Regions from separate parts of the Homo sapiens genome. Here regions 1 and 2 are each linked to region 3. A link is a loop called in an ENCODE intact Hi-C map of the cell type or tissue named here. Cell type or tissue: IMR-90. All regions are shown on one strand. Links, peaks and the distances in the headings refer to the core of each region. The heading gives the core; the rest is flanking DNA.

What was found. Hi-C counts contacts between places; a loop is a spot of excess contacts. Peaks named below come from ENCODE experiments on the same cell type or tissue, not always from the same donor. Only the 100,000 strongest peaks of a DNase experiment are listed, where the experiment ranks them.
Region 1: it touches region 3 in a loop (3-fold over the local background); 13 of 110 quality-filtered maps call a loop at or near these places.
Region 2: a loop joins it to region 3, with 3 times the contacts of the local background. A loop is called at or near these places in 10 of 110 quality-filtered maps.

The regions. Positions count from the first base shown.
Region 1 is chr3:69,667,368-69,675,085 of GRCh38, reverse strand. No RefSeq gene overlaps it. Among named protein-coding and RNA genes, the nearest start is that of MITF, 68 kb to the left of the region's middle. In IMR-90, for the core only: a CTCF peak has its summit at 3,791 (motif pointing right); no DNase peak of the experiment used is centred there; H3K27me3 peaks cover 163 bases.
Region 2 is chr3:69,865,885-69,873,602 of GRCh38, reverse strand. All of the region lies in intron 1 of MITF (melanocyte inducing transcription factor), which reads right to left. Among named protein-coding and RNA genes, the nearest start is that of SAMMSON, 130 kb to the left of the region's middle. RefSeq lists a cis regulatory region at 7,410-7,511 and a promoter at 7,325-7,718. In IMR-90, for the core only: no CTCF peak of the experiment used is centred there; DNase peaks (open chromatin) are centred at 3,702, 5,442 and 6,392; H3K4me3 peaks cover 168 bases; H3K27ac peaks cover 4,446 bases.
Region 3 is chr3:69,943,920-69,951,353 of GRCh38, reverse strand. It overlaps MITF (melanocyte inducing transcription factor), which reads right to left. Exons shown (of 10, transcript NM_001354604.2): 6 at 2,186-2,303. Among named protein-coding and RNA genes, the nearest start is that of SAMMSON, 52 kb to the left of the region's middle. In IMR-90, for the core only: a CTCF peak has its summit at 2,885 (motif pointing right); a DNase peak (open chromatin) is centred at 2,893; H3K27ac peaks cover 871 bases.

The DNA.
Region 1 (7,718 bases), core at 1,498-6,497, 280 kb after region 3:
AGCAACCAAGACAAAGTCCCTGCCCCAGTAAAGCTCATTATATAGTGGGAGGACCCAGAAAATAATCAAAGACACAAATACGTCACATGGTTGGGCAGGGCGTATTAGTGTCCTGTGGCTGCTGTAATGAATGACCACAAACTGGGTGGATTACAGCAACAGAAATGTATTCTCTCACAGTTCTGCAGGCAAGAAGTCTGAATTAAGGAGTCATCAGGGCCATGCACCCTCCTTCCTTGCCTTTTCCAGCTTCTGGTGGCTCCAGCTGTTTCTTGGTTTCTGGCCACATAACGCCAATCTCTGCTTCACCTTCACATTGCTTTCTCCTCTTCTCTCTGTGTCTCTGGTAAGGATACTTGTCATGGGACTAAGGGTCCATCTCATTAATCCAAGATGATTTAATTTTGAGATCCTTAGCTTAATCTGCAAAAACTTTTTTTTTCCCAAAAGAAGATTACATCTACAAGTTCCAGGGATTAAGATGCAGACATATCTTTTGGGGGACCACATTCAACCTGCTATCCACAGTAGGGAAGTAGAGTGGTGGGGGCCGGCGTAAGGTGAGCAGTTTTATATAAGGCGGTCAGGTGAAGACTCCGTGAGCACAAGGAACAGCCATGGGGATATGGGAGGAGATTTTCAGACAGAGGGAGGAGCAAGCGCTGAGGGCCTGGTCTTCTTCCACTCTCCTGCTCTCCCACTGCATCTTAAATTCAACATCTGTTTCTGCCTCATGGCTTTTTGCACTTTCCTTTTGCTGTTTCCTCTGCGTGGAACTCTTTTGCATGCGTCTTACAAAAGTGGTCCCTTCTTAGCACCCAGATCACTGTTTAAAGGTGGTGCAGGCCTATAATCCCAGCTCCTTGGGAGGCTAAGGCAGGAGCATCACTTGAGGTCAGGAGTTCAAGGCTAGCCTGAGCAACATAATGAGATCCTGTCTCAAAAAACAAACAAACAAACAAAAAAACAGGAAAAGAAAAGATCTCCTCCTTCAGGAATCCATCTGTGGCCACTCTTTACGAAATATGCCCACCCCAATGTAGCAGAAACCTATCATGCCCTGCTTCCCACCCCCTAAGCCCACGTCTGACTTCAGCCGAAGCTGAAGTGGACCTTTTGTGCCCTCAACCTTGCTTTGTGCTTGCAGCATCCTGCCCCAAGCTTGCACCTCCTCCTCCTTCTTTCTGTGTCAGTGCTGTCTCCCTGACTGTGTGTGGACCTCTCATCCTGCTAGGAGTTAATGGCCCTGGGGTCTGGATGGGTTGATAAATGCCCCATGTTTCTCGAGGGGACAATCTGGCAAGTATTTGACATATTCCTTTCTCCTCTCTCAAGATTGTGAGTGCTGTGAGGGCAGGAACTCTCTTACTTCACATATCTAGTTGCCATCTGTTGAGTATTCCCACGTGCTTGGTTATTTCAGTGACTCTTTTAATAATGTGGAATTTAAAATCCACATTTCATAGATGAAGAATTGGAGTCTTCTCCAAAACCATATCTCAAGATCATCCCTAGTAAATGAAACTTAAAATCAGGTGTTTTGGATTTCCAAGTCAATGCCTTTTTCACTCCTTAATACTTGCTTTCCCTGAGTAATGAAACAGAATTTTCAACATTAGCCATCAAATAAAACTTGATAAATTTAGTAGGGGCTGGATTTCTCTTATGAAACCATTTTTCCTAAATAGAGAATGAGGGCCAGGCATGGTGGCTCATGACTGTAATCCCAGCACTTTGGGAGGCCAAGGCGGGCAGATCGCTTTTGAGCTCATGAGTTCAAGGCTATCCTGGGCAACATGGTGAAACCCTGTCTCTACAAAAAACACAAAAATTAGCTGGGTGTAGTGGTTCACACCTGTAGTCCCAGCTACTTGGGGGGCTGAGGCAGGAGGATTGCTTGAGCCCAGGAGGTGGAGGGTGCAGTGAGCTGAGATTGTGCCACTGCACTCTAGCCCGGGCAACAGAATGAGACCTTGTGTTAAAAAATAAAATAAATAAATAATAAAAAATAAAAAAATAGTGAATGGGAATGAATGTTTATCAAGCATCTACCTTAACATTATCTAATTTCCTCACTAAGTACATAATAGAAGATGTACTCTCTAAACCCTTATATTTACCTGAAAGCCTTTGATTTCACACAGAAGCATTTTCTTCTGCTTTTGATAATCGAAGATTGTTGGTAAAAATCTGAACTCATCGAAGGTCACACAGCTCAGTTCCCTTCAGGAAAATCAGGCCCAGTGAGGATAATACCAATAACATCATCAGACCAATTGAAGGAATTACACTGCAGTGGGTCACAAGGGTGCTGCTAGTCATTAAGTGATTCCCAATAAGTTCATTCACAGCAAGTCCAAATTACACTTACTGTGGCTCTTAAGTTTAGTAATAGTTTTGACCTCTGCTCTGATACCCTCATCTAAACTAATATTTACAGGTATCAGGCACACTGCCTGTGATTTTTTACCCACTTTAAATTATCCTCACAACAACCCCTGTGAATTCTATGCCATTAGTATCATCATTTAATAGCAGAATCACAGAAAGTCTGAACTTTTTGGGAGCATGGAGAGAAGTTATAGGCCACTTTAGAAATCTGATGAAAGCTTAGGGATGCCTTAGGAACAAAAATGTGTATAACCACATGATACAAACTCATACACAACCCATATACTTTCAAGGGGGTGTTCATGAACTTCCTAAGTCCACACATGAGGTTATATATGAACTTGAAGTTAAATCTTGAGTACAAAACTCAGGGTCACCACCATCAGTAGCTTGCATGGGGTCACCTAACTGATAAGGAGCTAGGTATGTTGGAACTCACATCTGTTTAAGTAGACTCCATCGAACACCCTATGGCATCCCAAGCGGTGACAGTCAATTGAAACCCACACACACTTAAATTAAAATAGAAAGCAAGCTCTTGTAAAGACTGCAGGATGCTAACTTTAAGGAAGATCATCACAGCTGTTAGTAAAACCCCATTAACCCTGGGGAAAGTGCATTTGCTTTCCAACTCAGGGAAGATCTGAAATCGGGAAAAGTCCAGTCCAGAATATTCACGCCAACCCGTTTGGCTGGGGCTTATCCCATAGAAGGGCAGCCAGCATGGCCATCAGGTACAATTCCCGGCTTTGCCTCCCCATCTGTGGACCCATCATCACAGGAACAGTCAACTCCCTTTGCTGTTGTGCTGTGACCCATCATCACAGGAACAGTCAGCTCCCTTCACAGTTCTCTGTGGCCTGAACACCAGCCAAGTCCTGTGCTGCTGCCGACCATGTCTGCAGTAGATGCAGACTAGGACACACTAAAGGCTATGGTCAGCATCAGGCTCTGGGTTAGTGCTGAGCAAAGGCAAGTCTCATATTTTAGACTTGTCAGTTCTTATTAGCTCCACATGGAGTGAAGGGAGAGTGCTGTGATGGGCACTTGACCAAGCAAATTAAGCTAATTTAGCCCTAATCTAGTAAACTGCAGAGAGGGTAGAGCTCCAGGCTCTTTAATTTGCTGCTTTATTCCCATGCAGACGATTAAACGATAACGATGATCTTTTTTAATGAGGATTTTTTAAAAATCTGGAATTGGAATTTTTTCAGCACAATAGAGAAACCGTTCATTCAGTTGTTCTAATACCTTGAAATTTTACTTATAATACATTAATTTTCAAACATAATTTGAATCTGAATCCCAGATTTTACATGAATTTGAATAACAGAGGAATTTGGAACACCTAAATTATATTTTTGACAAGAAATGAGTCCAGGGTTGCATTTTGGGAATATACCAGCAGATGGCAATGTCTGACAAAGAGTTTTGCTAGTTTCTACCTTCCTTCCCCTCATCCATCTTCCCAAAAGTTGTTTTCAAAAGCCATAGCAAATATATGCAAAAATATAGGCACTCTTCACTTCTTATAAGTGCACACTGCAGCTGACACTAATTGTTTCAGTCCTTTGGAAAAGCAAAATTAAATGATTATTTTGAATTGCTTTTCTAAAAATCCCAGTGGGTTTATTTCAATAAATCAATCATAATTATAGATTAAGGTAATAGAAATGAATTTGCATCACTAAAAATCATTAAAAAAAATGACCGGGTGTGGTGGCTCACACTTGTAATCTAAGCACTTCGGTAGGCCAAAGCAGGCAGATTGCTTAAGGCCAATAGTTCGAGACCAGTGGGCACCATAGGGAGACCCTATCTCTTAAAAAAAAAAAATTATGGATGGAACGGTGGTGATTCATCACTTCTTTTTGCCTCATGAATTTCCAATATCATTAGATTTTGCTTTTATTCATGTGTGCCAGGCACTAAATTACAATCTATTTGCCTGGTATCTTCCTTTCCTGATAACCGAGTACTGATCAACGAAAAAAATATTCAAGTGGTTAGAAGAAGAAATTTAGAGTTTACCAGTTCTGGCTAGAACCCCAGTTTTACTTATCCTGAATATAAAACTATTCCTACTTATTTTTCATACCACCTTCTGTTTATATGTCTGTCTATTTTAAATTATGTCTCATGAACTGTGCTTTTATACATAATATATACATATATTTACATATATATTACAAAATAACACTATTTTATTTAACAAATATCTCAGGTCCTGTGCTAGGAATTGAGGATCCAGTGGAAAGGAAGCCAAGTCCTTGCCTCTATGAAGCTTGCATTCTGGCAAGGACAGGCACACAAGAAACATATATACAAATAGTACAAGTTTCAGAAGTGATCATTGTTATAAAGAAAATAAAGAAGGGTAATGAATTGCACAGGCAAATGGAGGTGGTCTGGCTGAGCCTTTTAGAGTTGTTGACTTCTGAGGTGAATCCTGAATGATAATGCGAAAGAGAAATGGCCAGATGTGGTGTAATCCCAGCACTTTGGGAGGTGAAGGCAGGCAGATTGCTTGAGCCTAGGAGTTCGAGACCAGCCTGGGCAACAGGGCAAAACCCAGACTCTACCAAAAATTAGCTGGACATGGTGGCGCATGCCTGTGGTCCCAGCTACTTGGGAGGATCACTTGACCCAGGGAGGTCAAGGGTACAGTGAGCCATGATCTAGCAATTGCACTCCAGCCTGGACGACAGAGCAAGAACTTGTTTCAAAAAAAAAAAAAAAGAATGAGAAATTGGTGATATGATCTGGGAGAAGAACATTCTAGGCTGAGGAACAGCAAATGCAAAGGCACCAAGGCAGGAAGGAACTGGGGATAATTAGGCAAGTTAAGGGGTTCTCTGTGGCCCACCCTATTGAGTGGGTGACAGTGACAGGAGATGGGGTTAGAGAGAGGGGCAGAGGCCAGATCATGTAGGGCCTAGAGGCCAAAATTGAGGAATCTGAACCAACTACAAGTGCATGGGGAGACATTGAAGATTTAAAGCAGAGGACAGAGGAGTGACAGTGTTCAAATTACTCTTTTACAAGATTTCTTCATGGAGTATGATTATTCCCATTTTATAGTTAAAGAAACTGAGATTTACAATAATTAAACAATTTGCCAGAGATCACTCAGCTTGGAAGGGGTGAACTAACATAGGCCAAAAGCTTCATTCATGTGTGCAACAACCATTTAGTAAAAGCCTACTTTGAGATCCACACTAGTAGCTATGAAGAATACACAGAGATGTTATCCTTACCTTTTAGTTTTAAAATCTAGTCAAAGAGATACGATAGATTCAGAAAGAGGGCACGTTTAAAAAAAAACAAAACTAGAATGTATCTGTTGATACAAATGACTAAAGAAATAACTGGATTAACTGGAATGCAACCATTAGCTCTGCCAAAGAAAACAATGTCCCATTCAGGATTTTAGAAAATGTACAGTGACAGACACGCCTCACAGTGACTCCCAATGCTCCATACCTTATATAATTTCCTCTCCTTTAGCAAATCCAGGATGTGTGACTTGTTTCTAACCAATAAATATGGCAACAGTAATGAGATGTCAACTTTGTGATAATGTTTTATTACATAAGAATCTGTCCTAGTAAAATGGGGAGAGCTTGTCCTTTGAAGAAGGACACTGCCATAATTTTTACAGCTGAGTAATAATGAGTACTGCCAACAACCTTCACAGCTTGGAAGCCATTTCTTTCCCACTTGAGCCTCTGATGACACCTCAGCCCCAGCCAACCCCTCCATTGCTTAACTCCAAACCAGTTAAGCCATGCTCAGATTATGACACACAGAAACTGAGATAATAAAGCATGGTGGGTTTTTTTGTTTGTGGGCACTGGAGTGCCGTGGTGCAATCTCCACTCACTGCAACCTCCGCCCCCTGGGTTCAAGCAATTCTCCTACCTCAGCCTCCCAGGTAGCTGGGATTACAGGCATCTGCTACCACACCCAGCTAATTTTTGTATTTTTATTAGAGATGGGGGTTTCCATGTTGGCCAGGATGGTCTCAAACTCCTGACCTCATGATCAGCCCATCTCGGCCTCCCAAAGTGCTGGGATTACAGGCATGAACCACTGCCCCCAGACAAAGCATGTTGTTTTAAGTGGCTAAATTGGTAATTTGTTATACAGCATAGAAAACTAACGCATGTAACAATTTTCAGAAAACGCCTTGGGGCTCTTGCAGTTTCACCTCACCCTCATCTGTACCTCTTGCTACTTGACTATGAACCCATGTTGCACAATCCTCAGGTAGGAAGGCCCAGAGGCCACAAGACAAATAGAAAATTCATTATATTCTGAAGAAGAAACCATTGGGAAAGATATTCCAGAAACAATTATAGAAACAAGTGAACCAAAAACTTTTTTGCCTGAGTCTGAGATTACCAGGAATTTGAATAACATGAGCCCTCCATTAACAAAGCATTGTACTACTGAAATTGTTGTTCAAAGTATCAAGTAGTGTTCCCCAAAGTATATTGGGTAGAACACAAGTCCCTAGTGTGCTGAGAAAAGAAAAGATGGGACAACTTCATAATATGCCCTTTGCTGGAAGTTGTCAATGCAGACTTGCATGTTAAAGGCCTGCACAAAATATACCCCATTATAACCCGTTTAATCAAGAATTTCCGAAATGTAACCTGGAAGCCCCTCTTCGTTTTTCAGTTATTGCCTGTATTGACAGGCAGAACCAGTGTTCCTTAGAACATATCTTGGGAAATGCTAGTGAAAGGCACAGATGAGAAGTTAAGGTCACTGGAGTGAGAGGAGTTTCATAATCTTTAGTTAGAAAGTAAACATCTCCATGAACTGGTTAAAATAAATAATTTAAAATGTACTGAAATTATTCTTTATTACTTCATCAAACGGTTAAAGAATTGAACATTAGGTTACTCAGTGTTATGATAATAAGTTGGTTCCAAGTAAGGTAGATTCAACTCTACAGAGAATGACTTCTAGGATTATTTTTGAAACACTTACATAGGATTAACTTTGTGCCAAGCATTATTCTAGGTACTTTACAAACATTAAAACCTCTAAGGTGCATACTATTATTTGCCCCATCTTACAGATTTAAAAAAACAAAATAAAAATACAACAAACAACTGAGGTACATATGTAATTTTTCCATCGTTATGTAGCTGGAAAGTGGCAGAACTAGGATTTAAACCTGTGCAGTGCAGGCATAAAATCCAGTCCTACAACTCCTTTATGAGGCATCCCCTGCTGGGCTGCTGTCTACTACAGAATCATTAAGATGATGCTGTATCAGTAGAAGTGCCAACTTCCAGTAAATGAGAAAAACTAAA
Region 2 (7,718 bases), core at 1,498-6,497, 78 kb after region 3:
CTACTTTACTCCTGCCAAATAGGCTATGAGACCAAACAAAAACATCTATCCAGAAACTTCCAACGGCCCTTTATGGGTACAGCACAACTGCTTTATCATAAATGAAAGGAACTGATAGGTTGAATCTACAAGAACTGCCCCCAACCAGTCCGTTCCACCAGCAAAAAGAAATTCTTAACAATCTATTGGAAGTGCCACCAACTGCACAAATAAGAGTTGGTAAATGGCTATATTTTTTTTAAATGGTAGTCTGGGTGTCTAACATTTCAGAGTGAATGGCACTTCTGTTATCTCAAACTTTCCATTCCTTCCAAAGTGATTCAGGATGAGTTTTTCACCATGCATGGTGGAAAAAAATACTAATAAGAAACTATATCATCCCTCGTACTTAAAATAGCTGGGAGTGTAACCCATGTAAATGTGAAAGTACCAGATATCATAGTTCGGCTTCACACTGAGATCTTCTGGACTTCTGTCAACACCTAACTTGGGTTTTAGTCATCAAGAAAAAGAATGGAGATCTGCCAAGATTCCACCTTTTTGGGGGTAACATGAGCAGCTCAGATAATAAATACTCCAGGTCTCTGGCATAGCTAAAATACAAAGGCTTACAAAACATAGCCTCATGCCCCACGCAAATGCTTTCCAAAAGCTAGGTGCTGCTAGACATGCAGGATATCATGGTGTCGCAACTGGACAATGCTCCTATCTCCAGAGCTTTGTACATTTCACAGTACATAGGGAGAAAAGCATTCTAAAAATTAAGAACCACCAATCACACACAACTTAAAATCTGAAGTCTTTTCTTTCTAATGCTGAGACCTCAATTCGCTGCTAAAAATGGAAGATGTTTCATATCCATTCAGGATTCTCCACATTTTTTTTAAGCTGGACCTTCAACAGGTACCAGGAAAGACTAATCTCAATGACTGATTAGATAAAAATCAAGGAGAACCTTAATAAGTTTCCCAATATATCAGTATTCTCCAAAAATCCATACCAAAAATGACAACCTGGGTGCAGGAAGAAAAAATTAAAACATTTCTTCATATATATTTTATATTATCACTTTCATTTTTTATTTTTGTACATGTTATATAATAGTATAGTTGCACATGTACATAACTTATAAATCAAATGAAAATGTGTTGAGAAGGTTTTCTTGAAAGAAATTAACTAGGAAGAAGGATCAAAAATGTTTAGAGACCTCTGTAACATACGAACAATGCTCTTCCAGGCAATTTTCATCAGCAGATTTTTTTTAAGTTGGTTATTTTTTTTTTACCAAAGTGTGTCTCACTTATGTATACTCCAACTAAGAGGAATATCAAGTTCTTACTAAAAGATATTTTAAACTAAGGATATGAACTTTGCCATTTCCTCATTTTATGACCACGACTGATCTCCATTTTCCACAGATGCCATTATGGGTTGGCACAATCTTAACACTCAATTCCTTTCAAGGAAATCGCCTCTGAGAGCCAAACCATTGAAAGGTTATGAAGCAGATAAAGTTGAAGTGCCCCACACTCAAGTTTTCTGTTTTTCATATCAAGCTTCCTTTCACTAGACTGTACTCTAGAATTCTTGCTTACTCTGTCCAACTGTGGAATCCCATTCACATCTAACTGCCATGTTTTAAAGGGCTTTGAGAAATTCATCCCTTAAAGTAATTAATACGGCATGGCAAGATGCTCCACTGAGAGTATTTTAAAAGAAAAAGCAATTTTTAAAAATCTAACACAATGACAAACTAATGACAGAATTCAGACATGAGTGTGAAAGGAACTGGAATAAACTTTTTAAAGGTAGAAAGCCCTTCTGTTTGTACTCAAATAATTGTTCCAATCACAGGGCATGCTCTGGCTGTTTTTCTAGACATTATAACAGATCAGAGAAAATTCAAAAGCCTTAGACCACCATCACTTAACAATTACTGCATGTCTAGCACACGTCAACCAAGATGCAAAGTTTCCAACATTGTGTTGAAATAAAGACAAAAGTACAAACTGTAATCTAAGGAGCAGTGAATGGGTACACCTGTCATGGTTTAACAGGCAACCTTACACATAGCAGTAATGATTTATGGTGGCCACATGGCATTTATAGCTGCCCAGCATCCTGTCCCACTTGTTTGGTAAAGTACCTGATTTAACCTTGAATAACCAGCCTCCTTCACTTTCAGTTCATGAGGTTATGGTGTTGTCACTACCTCCAGACATGGAAGTACGACCCTGGCCAATCAGGAAATCCATCCTTCTGGTCACAAAGACTAACTCAGGAATGTGCTTGTGCCCCAAGACAATCAAGTAAGGGTTATCCCTATTCCTTCAACTGAAACTATTAGGTTAAAATGAGTCTCTTTAAACTAAGGTTTGAAAAGCTGGTAGGATGTAAATCTGGAACTTCCTGGATCTATCCGAGAAGAAAGCCAAACTGGAGGAAACAGTAAAGAAAGAACAGAGGACTAATGAGAAGGAATAACAAAGAAAGAGGGAGCCAGTGTTTATATGACATTGAGCACCTGTATCAAATCATTCCTGAAGTCATGATAGCCCTGGACTAACCCTGGACAAGGACTTCACGAGGGCCAATCAAACTCCATTTTTTCTTAAGCCAGTTTGATGTACCCTGGGATACTACAGCTGGTTTTGTAACATTTAAAAAATATCAGTAATACTGGGGAAAAAGTCAAAGTTTCAGCCTAAGACCTACAATTCATAAAACCTAGCACCCATCTATTTTCCTATTTTCTCTTTGTTTTGGCTAGGCACACTCCCACCCACAACATCTCCCAGGTCTCCAGAGCTGGACTGGCTACATGCTAAGTTTCGCCAATTAGATTTAAGTAGATAACAGAAGTGCCAATCACTCTGAAATGTTAGACACCCAGACTGCCATTTAAAAATATATATATCCAGGTGGGTGGATCACGAGATCAAGAGATGGAGACCATCCTGGCCAACATGGTGAAACCCCGTCTCTACTAACAATACAAAATTTAGCTAGGCATGGTGGTACACGCCTGTAGTCCCAGCTACTTAAGAGGCTGAGGCAGGAGAATCACTTGAACCCAGGAGGTGAAGGTTGCAGTGAGCGGATATCCCGCCACTGCACTCCAGCCTGGTGACAGAGCGAGATTCCGTCTCAAAAAAAAAAAAATATATATATATATATACACACACATATATATATACACATATATTTATACACATATATATACACACACACGTATATATACACACACATACATATATACACACATGTATGTGTGTATATATACATGTATATATGTATGTGTATATATATAAACACACACACGTGTGTGTGTGTGTGTGTGTGTATCCATTTACCAACTCTGATTTGTGCAGTTGGTGGCACTTTCAAAACATTCTTAAGAATTCCTTTTTGTGATGAAACAGACTGGCTTTTTTTTTTTTGCCTGTTTTTTTTATTAATTCAAATACAACTGACTACGGCAACTGTACTATAGCATAATATAAATTAAAGATCAAATATATACATCTCCATGGTGGTTCTAGGTGAAGAAAAATAGGAAAGAACAAAGATCCTCAAGAGTCTTCTAAGACAACCCCAAGAACACCACCGAAACTGTTTTCTGGAGTTCTACGTAAGACTCCATTTCAACATAACTTAAAGTTTACATCTTAGGAGATTGTGGGATCCTCAGCTGGAGAAGGACATGGGGTGAGAGGTATTGTGAAGTGAGTCATACGAGCAGGAGGAGCTTCATACGACCCATCTCATAGTACCTCCTGAGGGGGAGGCAGTTCCTATAGATTCAGCCTATCGGTTCCTTTTGTTTATGACAAAGCAGTTGTGCTGTACCCACAAAAAGCCATGGGCAGTTTATGGATAGATGTTTTGGGGTGGTTTCATAGCCCATTTGGCAGGAGTGAGTAGTCCTTCTCATTTGATTCCATCCAAAACACTGAATTCAGTATCAGAAGGGCTTTTCAGACCTCTGGCCAGGCTGACTAGAGGTGGGGAAGAGAATGTGAATTTTGTCAGACATGGAGGAAAGTGTCCTGGCTTAAGAATGAGAGATGTATGTGGGCTCATGTCCCAGCTCGCCTACTAAACAAACAGGTGATCTTGAATGTTTTAGTATTCATTTCCAAACATGGCTGAGTATCAGAATCAGCTACAGAAAATCTCCTTCAAATGATCCCCTTCTCTAAACCTTCTGCCACCATGTCTCCTGTAATCTGGCTGCACTGGCTGGAGCTTCAGAAGCCATCCTGAACCATGAGAATGAGGGCCAGACTCAGGGATGAAACTGGTATGTGCTTGGTCCTTCATGACCTGGTCCAATCTGCTCCAGGAGGGCAGAGATGTTTACATGTTTTATTCACATATTGTCTCTCCAGCACATAGTAGAACAAAATAAATATTTGTTCAGTGAGTAAAGTTGGTGTCTGTCTCCCAACAAATATTCTACCTCATAGAATCTAATAATACTAGAACCTTAGAGTTGGTGCACCCTTATTCAAACCATTTGCTTGAATCATCCAGAGACGGAGAACTCTGGGCTCTAGGGATCTACGACAGTTCCTTAATTCTAAGAGGAACTTTCCCTCCACATGTTAAGATTTCCCAAGTCAGAAGAGATCATATAATCAATGAATATATTTTAGTAAGTTTCTTTCTCCACCAAATAGCTGTCTTTTTTTTTTTTTTTTGAGATGGAGTCTTGCCTCTGTCTCCCAGGCTGGAGTGCAGTGGTGCGATCTTGGCTTACTGCAACCTCCACCTCCCAGGTTCAAGCAATTCTCCTTTCTCAGCCTCCATAGTAGCTGGGTTTATAGGCCCGGGACACCATGCCTGGCTAATTTTTGTATTTTTAGTAGAGACGGGATTTCATCATGTTGGCCAGGCTGGTCTTGAACTCCTGACCTCATGATCCACCTGCCTTGTCCTCCCAAAGTGCTGGGATTACAGGCGTGAGCCACCGCGCCCAGCCAATAGCTGTCTTATAATCAATGGTGAACTGGACTCAGGGAAATACACCTGGTAGACGAAAACCGTGGCATCAGGACCAAACACGGCCCCTCAAGAGCTCAAATGAGTTACAGTTTGGTAATTCAGAAATCTAGGGATAGGAGAAACCCACTAGATAAAAAAGCAGAGGAAGAAATATTGATTCATTTAGTATCTTAAGTGAAAATCCACAGACCACAACAGATAATAGCATTAAGCCCTGGAGCCAGGATCCCTGGGTCAAATTCCTAGCCCTGTCATTTCTTAGCTGTATCACTTGGGCATGGTTTTTCACCTATCCAAGCCTCAGTTTTCTCAGCTGCAAAATGGGGGTGGAAAGACATATCTTCTTCATAGAGCAGTTGTGAAAATTAAATGTGTTAATACAAGCACAATACTTAGCATAGTTCCCACAAACCATGTGGACATGAGTAAAAGTTAGGCAATGAATTCTTCTAGTCTGTGTTTTAATTCCTGAAATGGTATCTGCTGAACATCTTAATATCTAAAAACGAGTCAAAGCTGACAAGTTACTTTCTAGGGAGCCAAAATTCTAGAATGCTGCCTTCTGCTATCATGTTCCTTTTCTTTCCTAGAGGAAAATACAAAACAATTAATTCACAGTGTGTGCTCTCCTAAAAGAATACGCACAGAAAAGTTAATGGGCAATAACTCAGTGAACAAGTTTTGTCAAACGTGTTTGTGAAGAATTTCATTCTGAGAGTGTATAAGGGAAGCATGCTCTTACGACAAGTATTTTAGTTAACTAAAAGAATGAAATTCAAAATTAAGAATTAATTTGGCTGTGAATTCAGGTTTGACATTACTACCATTCTTACGTAGAATCAGAATAGCAAGTTTCATTTGTTCATGCCATCCATTATTAATATTAAAAAATTAGTAAGTTAGAGTATATTTTTGTAGAGAATGAATCACAAAGAGTAGACATCATCTCCCCAGCTAGTATCTCATTAATAAGGCAAAAATTTATAACATTTCTAGCATAGTGACATTTTAAACACATAATTATATATACTTTGTTTAGAAAATGCTCTAACATTTTATAGAGGTGAGTAATTAAGCTGTTATGACGACATAAAGAATGAAAAAAATCTAAAGTATCTGTTAAAACAAACTGCAGCAGAAATAGAAGCTCAAGAAGTTAGAAATCATTTTTAAAACTACCTTTTATAAGACCTTTTAAAGATGTATCTACTGAAAATGATGAACTTTAACCCACACTTAAACTTATGGTAATTATATTTATATTTTTTAAGAATCAAATTCTAAAAATAGATCTGCTACATCTAGTATTTTTCCATTATTCTTGCTGTCTTTAAACACACCTTCACAAGCTGCTGAACATAATGCCTTTCTGACTTAATCAGAACCTCTCCCATGACCCAGGAACGTTCAGTAAATAATGATTAAGCTCCAGAGGTAGCTTTTGCATAAGTTGATTTGCTTGAATGCCTATTCACTTGGGGACACAGCTTTTAGCACTGTTTTCAAATCTTATCACCTAACAGTGAAAGTAAATGTTAAAGGATGTGGGGGGAACTATACTCTGTTTAGTTTTTCTCCATTTTAATATTTCTTTGAAATTGCCATTTTTTAAACTTGTTCTACATTTATATGCCAGGCAGACAATTCTGATGTTTGGATGTCTGTTTCCCCTTCCAAGAGAAAAAAATCAATATACAAGAATGCAAAGAAGATGTTCATTAATGCAACTGTTACCATTCCACAGTCAGGAAAAAAAAAAAAAAAAGGTGGGGGGAGAAACCAAAAATTCACAGTGTTTACAATGGGAGAGTTTGGACAAATGTTACTACTGTATTAAACACACAGTTTTCCTGAAGAAAATCCTGTTTTATTCATAACAAAGCTGGGCTGCAGTCTATCTTGCAATCATAAATCAAGCTCTGCTCTAACTCAGATTTTTCAAGCAGTCGCGGTATTTTTGTCATTATTAACTTAAGACCAGTATTCAATTTTAAAGGAGAGGGCAAGGATATTGGGTTAGCATTTCTATCTACCACCCCCACCCCCACCCCCAAATTAGTTGTTATCCTTGTCATAGCCACCTACCAGAGGTTACAGCTGAAGCTGATTAAAGCCAGTGAGAAGTAACAGCTTCAGTATTTTTAACTCCCAATAAACCCTTCTCTTCCTTTATCCTCCCCCTTAAAGAGAAAAAAAACTGCTCCTCTTAAGTGGTCCCGGGATTATTTCCAGAATAAAACTTCACTTACAGATACAAGCTTTCAAAGGAGCATGGCATGAACATCTGAACTCTAAGCGCCTCCATCTTTTTTCCTTTAAGGTGTTCTGCAAGCCCTTGGCGAAGAGTGAAAGTCAAAGTTAGTTCTGGCACTGGCTGTGTCACTAGGGGTGGCTCCTGATAAGGCCCTGGAAACTCCAATCCAAACACAGCTCTGTGCTAGAACGGTGCCTGGTTTCTGTCTGCAACAGCAGACCTGTTTAATCCAGTACCTACTGTACCTGCAGGACAAAAACGCTGCCTCACACCACAATGAGGGCTACTCAAGGACCCAGGCACGGCCAGGGAGGCAGCCCAGCAGCCAGGCAAGCACCTCGGGAAGCTTATTTAGCCTTACCCAGCTCCGGTACTGGCTGAGGCTTGCAGAGACTGCACATTATTAGAGAACTTAAAAGGAGAGGTAATTTCACATACCAGTGAATTGTCAACACTT
Region 3 (7,434 bases), core at 874-5,873:
AATTCCAGCACTTTGGGAAGTGGAAGTGGAAAGATCACTTGAGCCCAGGAGTTCAAGATCAGCCTTGGTCTTTACAAAAAATAAAAAAAAATAAGTCCAGCATGGTGGTGCATGCTTGCAGTCCCAGCTACGGGAGGCTGAGGTGGGAGGATCACTTGAGCCCAGGAGGTCGAGGTTGTAGTGAGCCGTGATCACACCACTGCACACCAGCTCAGGAGACACAGAGAGACCCTGTCTCAAAAAAAAAAAAAAAAAAAAAAGCTGCCAAATTGGATCTCTGTCTCTTCTAACTAGTTCACTACTTCATAGAATGAACTCATTTTTTCAGAAGTTGGTGCCAGATTCTGTTAAAACCTGCTGTAATGAAATCATCTAATAACTTAGGAACCACTATTTACTAGCTTGAGTCTATAAAAACAAAATAGGAATAGAGGCATTTGGTGGCAACTGCAATTGGAAAGCTCTATTTGCATAGCAACTCTTGTGACATCTCTGGGATAAGAGATTACTTTTTGCCTTACAGAGAACAAAACAAAACAAAACAGAATTAAAAACAAAACAAAACATGTTACTTGACCAATCTGGGGATCCAGAAAGCTCTGTTATTTCCTTTTCAGAAGTGATAGCTGAAGCATTACACTACCATAATTTAGAATTTTATCTCAAAATAGAAATCTTTTTAGCATAACTTATAGCCACTGAAGCATATATATATATATATATATACACACCATATATATTTATTATATGGGTGTTATATATGTATATATGCATATCTATATGCATACATCCATGTATATATGCATATCTATATGCATACATCCATGTATATATGCATATATATGCATATCTATGTGTGTGTGTGTATGTGTGTGCATATATATATATATATATATATATATATAACTCAGAAGTTGAATTCTTTCAGTTGTGATGGTCAGTTCAAATCATTTTCTAGTTTTTTTTTCCTCACACAGAAGCATGACTTACATACCCTCCACTTCAATGATTCTTAAGTTGTTGTTGTTGTTGTTGTTTTGTTTTGTTTTGCTTTGTTTTGAGACAGGACTCATTCCTCTTGCCCAGGCTGGAGTGCAGTGGTGTGATCACAGCTCATTGCAGCCTGGAACTCCTGAGCTCAAGCAATCTGCCTGCCTCAGCTTCCCAAAGTGCTGAGATTACAGGCGTGAGCTACTGTGCCTGCCCGACGATTCTTGCTTTTGTTGTTGTTGTTGTCTTGCAGTAATTTTCCTTTTTGGTAGGGTAGCTACTTGTGTTTTGGTTTTGGATGGTTTTTACTTATTAATTACTCTTTTCACTCAAATCCATGGTTTTTAAAAAACATCTTTCTCCTGCTTATTTTCTAAAAAAAATTTTTTTAAGACATCCTTGACTGGAACAGGAATTCTCTGTACCAAATCCATATTCCATATTCTCAGTCTGTTCATCCAATCCTGCAGGATGCAAGGATCAAATAATAAAAAGAGGGGTGTGGTAAGGGCCATAAAATTCACCATGGTAGAATGCCAGTTCTAATATAGTTTCCGCCATGTTTTAATGACCAAATAAATGCCTTCCCTAAAGCATTAAGCAAAGTAGAGAAATAAGTAATTTCACACTTGCCTCAAGAACAAATAATATCCATTGCTCCATTTTATAATTTTTTCCCCTCTGTGTAATAAATCTTTTGCACACAATACAGCAAAAGACAACAGGAGGCATCTGAAGATGTGAGAAATATATTCTTATGCTATCCCAATTGTGGGCTTGAATGTGTGTCAAAGGAAAATTCAGATCTGGGTTCTCAAATGCAAATGCCTCTAGGGGCTTGTTAGAAACATACATATCAGGTAGGGTGGAGACAGTTACAGCTGAAAGAGTTGCCTACTATCCCCAACACAAAGGGGACCTTCACCACACACACAGTGATTGGTGACATGCAGTAATGGTGGCCCCGATTCCCAGTATCTCAGGAGATTTTCAAGGATCTCCTTGAAAAAAAACAGAATTTTCAAGTATAAATTCTCCGTCTTAAAATATTGCATAATGTTTTAACCACTGCAGAGACCTATAAAAGTTACGTCCATGAGTTGGATATAGTTTGCACATCACTATATCAATAACTTTGTCTTATCAGGAAATGGACAGAAATCTGCAGTAAGAGGCACATTTACTAGGTGTTTACCTGTGAGCTCCCTTTTTATGTTGGGAAGGTTGGCTGGACAGGAGTTGCTGATGGTGAGGCCTGGTGGGGGCAGACCTTGGTTTCCATAAAGATCAATCAAGTTTCCCGAGACAGGCAACTAGAGAGAGACAAACAGTAACAGAAATTAACTGTTGAACAATTCCCATGTTTTTTCAGATAAAACCTATATCCTACTCTAGGATTTATTTAAGAAAAATTATTTGATACAAAAAATCATTTTTAAAATAGGAAAATATGAGATGTTTACTTTTTCATTCACAGGTATTAAAAGAGAGGTACAGGATCTCCTCAACCAGTTCCCTTTGAGGCAGGAAAGTACAGTCTCACACCCATAAAATGACTACTCTAACTAGCCAGTCAGTTTATTTTGAGCATGGAGGCAATGAATAATGTGGTGAATGCATTATCTAGTACAACTAGTAGCAAACAGTGGGTGTTCAGGAAATGTTGGCTATTATTGTAAAACAGGATTGTATATAAAATGACCTTTTCACCAAATAGGACTTTCCATTAAAGTTAATTTTGTTCCTTCCTTCTCGTATCCACCTCTTCTTCTCACTTTTTCTTTTACAAGGAAAAGCAATGAAAGTTTTTTTTTTTTTAATTGGAAATGATTTCCTTATTGCTAGAGAGAAAAAGCGTTTCCTTGAAATTGAAATTTTCCACAAAGCCACAAGAGGGAGCCCACAGACTTTAAAAGAGAGCAAAAATTTACACTTTCAAGAGAATAATAATAAAAAAAAAAAGTAAAAGAAATATTTAGCCTTCCCCAAGCTAGCGTCAGAGTTTTTCCTCTAGTTCTGAATGGGCTGTTTTAAAGCAGCGAGTCCTCCTTTGGTTGTGTATGTGCATTTCTTGGTAACTAGCTGGTTGCAGCAGTTTATAGGCCTGTTTTTGTAGAAAAGGCCCAAGTTGATCTCCCTTCCCATGCCCTGAAATACAGTTTGAAATAGTAACTATGGAGAAATCGTTGACTGACCTCACTCCTTCCACTGCAGACACGTACCATTACTAGATTGATTCAAACAATTTCTATAACCATGATTACTGGGTAAGACTTTAAGTCGTTTAGCCCTCCCATTTCTTGATTACACATGGAATTGTATTCTACATCTGAGAAAAGTACATTCAGAAAGCATTTAGGTGTGATTAAAGTGTTTAGTGACTGAGAAGTATCTAGTAAAAACTGTATTCAACAGAGTACCTTGCATCCTCTCCAATGACCACTAACATACAGATGAAAATATACCACAAAATACAAGTCGAATGTGCTTCCCCTCATTGATAACCATTGCATCTATTTCTGTGATAGCCTCTAAACATATACTCTATGAATTAAACCCCTAGCTAAAGAGATTTGGGTGGGAGGCAATGGACATGGAATAAGATACTTCTTGATGGGTGAATCAGACACTGGCTCGAACAGAATTGGGGTAGGCAGGGAGGACAGACAGACCAGCAGAATACAACTCCCTCTTTTGCTCCTTTTTGAAAGCAGCGTTTATAGTATATGCATAAAACCTAATACACATACCCCCATACACAGGCACAAAAATAGACATCGTGGTCATTTAAAATGCCCTTGTATGGTATTTCAAGGCCCTCTAACTAAGGAATTGATAAAAAGTGACTTTGATTATTAGCTGTCATTTCACTAAGTGGTTTTAGTTGAAATAGGTTACCTTCTCAGGGTCAACCTTGCTCTGTGTGTGTTTAGTTTTATTCTTGTCCAATTTAACGCAAAGTGAAAGGCACTCACATGTTTCAAAACAGCCCTGTAAAGTACCAGAAAGACTAAACTTATACAGCTGCCATGATGTCTGGTAACTCCTTGGATTCCAAAGCTTTATTCCCCTATCTTTTGAGAATTTTGGATTTTGGGAAAACGTTGAGGTTTTAACAAACCAAGAATGTGACTTGAAAATTCAAAGCAATAAGCTAAAAGAAAAATTATTCCACTTGCTCTAGAAAGGTAAATCACACATATGGTTTTCATAGGCAAATTGTATGCAAAACTCACTGTGTTATTATGATGATTTGTTAGGGATAAATAATAGCAACTGATACACATCTCCAAGTCATTGATAGACCTATGTTGAACAGATATCTAATTCTAAGCTTCTTCTGGACAAGAACATATTTTCTAACTATATTCTAAAGAAGAGATATGTACATGACTGAGAGAGAGAATGCTTTCTGCCATAGACAGCGAGATGGACAGGGTGGGGGAGACAAAGAGCAACGTGGGGGATACCTAGTGAGAAATGGATTGAGATGCATGAAAAACTACAGAAAGTACTGCTGTGATTAGCATGGATTGACGACAGTGCACATCAAAAAGGGAAATGAATTAAAATCCCTATAGCAAGATGCCTCATTGGGCACTCTACTGAGATCAGACATCATTACTTCCAGTTGAAAAAGCTTATAGCCCTCTATCTACTTCTCTGAAAGATTTCCTGCTTCGGCTGCTTTTCCCATACTTGCTGATTAGGAGTGGGAAGCAGAAAGCATGGCAGAATATTTTGCTGGGGGTCATCTCATTTTTTGGGTGCCTACTTTGGGCCAAGCACAGAATTAAAATGGCACTTTGTGTATGGCATCTTACTGCTTTTTACAGAAAGAAAAGCCAAGATTTTTGCCATTGCCTAATGGAGGTTTTTGGTCGGAGGCTCACGTCCCATGTTAACAGCAGAACTGGGGGTGGGGAGAGTATCAACATGCTGATATTAACCAGTTAGAAACTGCAAACTTTCAATTCATCTCCAATTAGACCTGAGGAAATAAAAACCCTGCCGCTTACTAGCCGAATGTGGATACTCCAATTTACCGATTAATGGTGCAGAACTTTATAGCCTGTGCTTAGGAGTCAGAGATCCGGATTAAAATCCTGCCTCTTTACGAACTTGCTATGTGATATTAAGCAAGTTCTCTGAGGCTTAGTGTCTCCAATTGAAAAGTGACAACATTCTTCTCACAGGGGTCTTATAAGATTTAATAGAGATAAAGTAGGTGAAACAGTGCCTGCTACTTCAGTGATCAATAAGTGGTAACTGCTATGATTAACAATACAGTATTCTAATTTTCTAGGGAGTACTGGATTCCCACTTTACAGTTTTGACAGGTGAGCTAATTTTCACTTGATCAACAAAACCACTTGCTATGTTAATTACTAAGTACATTGTCAACGATTAGACAATTTTTTACCAGACTGCAATGCAAATCTAGGAACAGAAATCAGGGAATCTGCAAGGCTGAGGTGACCAGTCATTATTCCAAGTCAGGCATTCCACACTAGAGCTGATTTTGTTTCCCCGGATCAATATCTGGAGGTATTTTCAGTTGATGCACCTGCAGGGGATTTGCTGCTGGCATCCAGTGGGTGAAGGCCAGGGATGCTGTTAAGCATCCTAAAATGCACAGGACAGTCTCCCACCACAAAGACTTATCCATCCCAAATGTCAACAGTTCCACATTTGAGAAACTGTGTCCTAAATGGTGGTGTATGTTCTTTCTATCAACCGCTCTTATTTGCTGAAGCTACTAAAAGGAAGGTTGATGGAAATAATTTAAAATGTGTCTCCTAGCCATGCATTTTAAAGAAAGGATTCTGTAGTTGGTTCTTCTGCATTAGAAAACTTTCCCGATAAATACAGTTAACATCATAATTAGGTCAAAATAACACCTTTAGAGCTAAGAAAAAGGAAGAGACTTCTTCTATTAACATGTATATTTCACATCTTTGTGGGATTTTTATCCAGGCCATTTACCTAAATGACAAGATTTCACTTCCAGAGCACAAACTGCACCATGGACAGATGAAAGCCACAGTCTAATCCGGACAAACAAATTGAAGGAAGATGCGCCTGGGTCTATGCCCCCATACTGGTCTGAATTGAGTTCTTCAATGTTGTGCTCCACCAAAATGAATATTTTTCCAAGTAAATGATAATTGTAAAACGTTATTATTTTTTCTCTCTGGATGGTCCCCTTTTCTGAATATCAATTGAGCACTGTTAACACAAGTAAACTGGGACTTTTATTCTTTGTTTGTGATAGTACAAGAGGGCCCTTGTGCTCTCAGAATAGTTATTTCTAGACTTCAATTCCCTTAGGACAGTTTCCTCTCTAAGTGTTCCTTCCACTTTATTTTTTCCTAAGTAGTTAACTTGAAATAAAGCATTTCAAATAATCAAATAAAAGAAAAAAATGCCTAACACGAAGAACATTAAACTTTACTGTGGGAAAAAATTAAAATGTTAATAGGTTGCAGTAGCTTTGTTACTTAATTTTGACAACTAAAACCCAAGTTCATCAAGAATAAGAGCTAGTAACTTACTTTTAGTGAGAGCTTATCAGGGCCCAACTGTTCTAAATGCTTTTTGTGGGCTACCTCTTATAATTCTCCCATTAATTCTATTGCAGTAGATGCTATTATGATCCCCATTTTACAGACAAGGAAACACAAGCAGAGAGGTTGAATCACTCCGTCAAGAGTATGTATTCAGATGTCTGGTTCAGAGTCTGTGCTCCTAATGTTGAAGTTACATTGTCTTTCCCCTAATGGCAAAATGCTGAAATAGATTTGTTGAAAGACTCTAATGGAGCCACATTTAGCCTTTCCAGTATGGGGATAAAGAAGAGAAGTGGATGCCGGGATAAAGTCAGTGACTTCTAAGGGTGGCTGCAGGGGACTCCTCTCCTGTCTGGGAGTTAATTCAACTCTGCCCAGAGGATCTTTCTTATCTGGAAATTCCCTTGAGATGGCCTCTCTGCTCCTGAATTGTCCTTCTCCCCTCAAGGGCTAAAAGAGTCTCCCCCTTCTAGACTGGTAACCCCCGTGAGAACAGGAAGCACACCTTAGTCACCTTCGCATCCACAGCACCTTGCCTGGTGCTGGCCACCTATTAGGCATATCCATAAATGCTAAATTAATCTTTAATATACTTTCGGAACAACGAGATAATGAAGGAACAAGGCCTCAACGCTAATGTAGATGGAATGAAGAGGTATGAGGATTCATTCTACTTTTTTATTTTTAAATGTGTTTTCTAAAAACAGGGTCTTGCTCTGTTGCCCAGGCTAAAGGACAGTGGCACGATCATGATTCATTGCATCCTTGAACTCTTGGTCTCAAGTGATCCTCCCATCTCAGCCTCCTGAGTAGCTAGGACTATAGGTATGTACTACTACCCCACCCAGCTAATTTTTTACATTTTTACAGAGAC